2 separate regions of the Homo sapiens genome follow, and region 2 is linked to region 1. A link is an interaction called in ENCODE POLR2A ChIA-PET data of the cell type or tissue named here. Cell type or tissue: GM12878. All regions are shown on one strand.

What was found. ChIA-PET counts read pairs that join two places held together with the same protein. Peaks named below come from ENCODE experiments on the same cell type or tissue, not always from the same donor. Only the 100,000 strongest peaks of a DNase experiment are listed, where the experiment ranks them.
Region 2: POLR2A ChIA-PET joins it to region 1 with 5 read pairs; 2 of 35 experiments call an interaction of 5 or more read pairs at or near these places.

Annotation. Positions count from the first base shown.
Region 1 is chr14:31,030,658-31,033,157 of GRCh38, reverse strand. All of the region lies in intron 1 of AP4S1 (adaptor related protein complex 4 subunit sigma 1), which reads right to left. Among named protein-coding and RNA genes, the nearest start is that of STRN3, 5.5 kb to the right of the region's middle. In GM12878, no CTCF peak of the experiment used is centred here; DNase peaks (open chromatin) are centred at 58 and 1,382; H3K27ac peaks cover 20 bases.
Region 2 is chr14:30,547,522-30,550,021 of GRCh38, reverse strand. All of the region lies in intron 3 of G2E3-AS1 (G2E3 antisense RNA 1), which reads left to right. Among named protein-coding and RNA genes, the nearest start is that of G2E3, 10 kb to the left of the region's middle. In GM12878, no CTCF peak of the experiment used is centred here; no DNase peak of the experiment used is centred here.

The DNA of each region.
Region 1 (2,500 bases):
AACATGTAAATGATTTGAGAACCAGAGACAGTAATAATGAACCCATTGATAGGATGACAGCAGGCAGAACTGTGCGGGGAGACTTTCTAGTTTCCAAATACACATATACACTCACTGATGTAAAGAGTGAGAACTTCTACTAAGTACTTACTGAAGTGACCAAGAGCTCTTCAGCTTTCTTTCTTCACTGTGGAGATAAGAATATTTGTTATAGCCTTTGCAGATGATGCAAAAAAGATGACTAGATTAGTGTTTGTGAATTGATTTGAACTCTTTGGTAGAAGGATGCCAGGTACCTAGTCAGCAAGATATAAAACTGTACGAGGCTGGGCGTGGTGGCTCATGCCTGTAATCCCAGCACTTTGGGAGGCCGAGGCGGGCGGATCATGAGGTCAGGAGTTCAAGACCAGCCTGGCCAACATAGTGAAATCCTGTCTCTACTAAAAATAGAAAAATTAGCCGGTCATGGTGGCACATGCCTGTAGTCCCAGCTACTTGGGAGGCTGCTTGGGAGGCTGAGGCAGGAGAATCGCTTGAACCCAGGAGGTGGAGGTTGCAGTGAGCCGAGATCGCACCACTGCACCTCAGCTTGGGCAACAACAGAGTGAGACTTCATCTCAAAAAAAAAAAAAAATGTACATTCTGGGTGAGTAATTACAGGGAGCTATACAGTCCTCAGAGGCCCGGTCAACACTCTTTGAACATCAGGTATTGTAATAACTGATAAGAAGACATTTGAGTTTTATCTACTTCTGATTTATTTAAAAGCCTGGAATTCCTTAACCTATCTTTGTTGACATCATACATGCACATGAAATACGAAAAGTTCCTCTCTGGTCCAAAATAGAATAAGCATACGGTGTCCAAGATTAGACACCCTATTTAGGAAGTTTCAAAGGTGACGCCTGCACCATGCCTGGCTAATTTTTTGTGTTTTTAGTAGAGATGAGGTTCCACCATGTTGGCCAGGCTGGTCTCGAACTCCTGACCTCAGGTGATCTGCCCGCTTTGGCCTCCCAAAGTGCTGGGATTATAGGCATGAGCCACCGCGCCCAGCTCTTTTTTCTTTTTTTTTTTTTTTTTTTTGGGACAAGGTCTCACTCTATCATCCAGGCTGGGCACCCAGTGGTGTGATCATAGCTCACTGCAGACTCAACCTCCCGCGCTCAAATAGCTGGGACTACAGGCACCTGCCACCACGCCCAGTTAATTGTTTTATTTTTTGTAGAGACAGGGTCTCCCCATGTTGCATAGGCTGGCAAATAGGCATTGTTGAAGATTATCAGCAACAGATTGAAACTGGGAGAATCTATGGGCATGGAGGAGGCATGAACAGGACTGATGAAAGGACAGAACAAATAGGAAGTTTCGAACGTGAGCTTTAAGAGAGGAAATGACTCAGCCACAGTTTAGGGAGATAGTTCCAGTTAGGTGAGTTGTAGGTGATAATGTGGCTTGGGTGAGCTCATTATCTACAGAGGACAAGATTCTAGAAGCTCTCTCCAGAGTGTCATCAGGAATCATGAACCAAAGCACAACATCAAGAGTTTACAAAATATTTTTCCAATAGAGGAGGAAATATTGGTGTTCTTTACTTTCAAAACTCAGGGCAGTTCTGGTTATTGAACTTTAAGAGACAACTGGTATAATGACAGTAACAACTAACAAAAATGATTGACGTGACGAAAAAATATTCATATTAGTCTAGTCTAAATTTGAGTTATTCATCAAACATTTGAAGATCCACCCTTTCCCAGACTCTTGGGGTACAGTTTTGAACAAGAGGGGTAGAGGTCCTTCCCTTCTACAAGGCTGCAATCCTTCAGATAAATGACTTTATGGTCTAAGAAGGATGAAGTCAAAGACTGCTGTATTAGTCCGTTTTCATACTGCTACAAAGAACTTTCCTGAGACTGGGTAATTTATAAAGGAAAGAGGTTTAATGGACTCACAGTTCTGCATGGCTGGGGAGGCCTCAGGAAAATTACAATCATGGCAGAAGGGGAAGCAAGTACATCTTACATGAAGGGCAGGAGAGACAGGAGAAATTGAAGGGAGAAGAGCCCTTTATAAAACCATCAGATCTCCTGAGAACTCACTATCACGAGAACAGCATGGGGGAAACCGTCCCCATGATCCAATAACCTCCCTCCCTTGACACGTGGGGATTACAATTGGAGATGAGATTTGGGTCGGAACACAGAGCCAAACCATATCAATTGCATTACTGATATTTATAAAACCATGATTAAAATGAACGTAGTCACATTCCGTTGGAATTCTTTAAATAGGCAGCACACTTGAAGTTTCAAGAAAGGTAGTTTCAAGACGGATCAGGACAAAATATTGAGGAAGCCAGAGTGGTTGGTGCTAAGTATTTGCCTAAAATTAGACTAGAAACTCTGTGAAGGCAGAGATTACGTGTCTGGGTCACAGTGGATCAGCAGGGAGCAGTAGAGCACCTGAAAAATCGTAGCCAATCAGTACTTCTTAAAAAATA
Region 2 (2,500 bases), 480 kb after region 1:
AGTACAGAGACGACTTTTTAGTACTAGACTGAAGGATGAATTAGATCAACAATTTTCAAAATGTGGTTCATGAGGTCAAACTATCTTCAAAATAATACTAAGACCGTTTGCCTTTTCACTTATATTCTCTCACAAGTGTACAATAGAGTTTTCCAGAGGCTGCATGGGGTGTGATATTGCAACAGACTGAATGCAGAAACTGATATGAAAATCCAGTGATTTTCTTTTTCTTTTCTTCTTTTTTTTTTGAAATGGAGTCTCACTCTGCCACCCAGGCTGGAGTGCGGCAGCGTGATCTGAGCTCACTGCAACCTCCGCCTCCCGGGTTTCAGTGATTCTCCTGCCTCAGCCTCCCTGGTAGTTGGGACTACAGGCACCCACCACCACACCCCGCTAATTTTTTTGTATTTTTAGTAGAGACAGGGTTTCACCGTGTTAGCCAGGATGGTCTCGATCTCCTGACCTTGTGATCTGCCTGCCTTGACCTCTCAAAGTGCTGGGATTACAGGCATGAGCCACTGTGCCCAGCCAATCCAGTGATTTTATATTAAATTATCCACCAGAGAGATTTATATAAAGGTAAAACAATGCCATTCTTCTCACTAAATTATTTTTGTTTTAGAAAACACAAATATTTATGTTAGCATGTAGTTTCATAACGTTATTTTAAATAACAGTCCCACCCTTCAGCCCAATAGTGGGCAGCTGTGAATATGTTTCTGGAGCAGCTTGCACACAGCTTGCAGGAACCAGAACAGGCAAAAAGGACCATGTCCTAAAAATATTGGGGATCTGTGCTGTGATCATTGATTGCTGCATCTGATCACAGAGGTATAGAAAAAGAGGTGGTGGTCATTACGGTTGCACTAACCCCCATTGTTGCAAACCCTCCCACTCCTCTGGCTAAAGTAATATCCAGGAGATTTAAAGAGGCAGAGCCTTTTCTCTCCTGTTATTTTTCTCTGTCTCCCCTTATGGAAGTAAGACATTGAAGACTAGGACATTCAAAAGCAACTGCATATGTAAGGAAAACTAGAAAGTCACCACACACGCCCAGGTGAAGGTGCAGGCTCAGCAAAGACCAGAGAAGGCCTTAAGTTTAAACCTCAGGCTGATCCTCAGCACAGACACAACCTATAACAATAACAGCAACAAAAATAATAATAAAACCCAAAACACCAGCAAAACCTAGGGAAGGGAGAGAACCTGATTTCCAAAGGTACGACATTATTAGATGCAAATATACAGTTTTCAACAACAACAAAAAAATCACAAAGCATACAAAGAAACAGGAAAGTATGGTCTTTTCAAAAGGAAAAAAACAATAAACTATCTTTGAAAAAGACTGGATGGCAGATCTACTAGACAGACAAAGACTTTAAAACAACTGTCTTAAAGATGCTCAAAGAACTAAAGGAAGAAATGACAGTCAACAAAATGATGTCTGAACAAAATGGAAAAATCATTAAAGAAATAAAAAGCCTAAAAAGAAAAAAATCGTGGAGCTGAAAATTATAGTAACTGAAATGAAAAAAATCACTAGAAGTATTCAAAGGCAGATTTGGGCAGGCAGGAGAAAGAATCAGTGAACTTGAAAATAGAACAATGAAAATTACTGAGTTTGAGAAACAGAAAGAAAAAGATTGAAGAAAACGGAACTGAGCCCAAGAGACCTATGTGACACCATAAAGCTAAACAACACAGGCATTATGGTATTCCTAGAAAAAGAAGAGAAAGAAAAAGAGAGAATATCTGAAAAAGTAGTGGCTAAAAACTTCCCAAATTTGATGGACGATATGAATATAAACATCCAAGAAGCTCAACAAGCTCAATGTGTGATGAACTCAGAGACCCACACCAAGATATTATCATCAAAATATTGGAAGACAAACACAAAGAGAATTTTGAAAGCTGCAAGAGAGAAGTGACTTGTCACAAGGGGTCATAATGAGAGGTGACAACGTGCTGGTGGCCCTCGCTCGCTCTCAGCGCCTCCTCAGCCTCTGCGTCTGCTCTGGCCACGCTTGAGGAGCCCTTTAGCCCTCCGCTGCACTGTCGGAGCCCCTCTCTGGGCTGGCCGAGGCTGGAGCCGACTCCCTCTGCTTGCAGGGAGGTGTGGAGGGAGAGGTGTGGGCGGGAATCCGGGCTGCGCACAGCTCTGGCGGACCAATGCGAGTTCCGGGTGGGCGTAGGCTCGGCAGGCCCCACACTCAGAGCCTCCGGCCGGCACTGCCAGCCCTGGGCAGTGAGGGGCTTAGCACCCGGGCCAGTAGCTGCAGACAGGGTGCCGGGTACCCCAGCACTAATGGCCCACCCGCGCTGCACTCGAATTCTCACTGGGTCTCAGCTGCCTCCCCGCAGGGCAGGGCTCAGACCTGCAGCCCACCATGCCTAAGCCCCCCCTGCCACCCGCACCCCGTAGTGGGCTCCCGTGGGGCCCGAGCCTCCCAGAGGGGCGCCGTCCCTTGCTCCGCCGCACCCGGTTCCATTGACCGCCCAA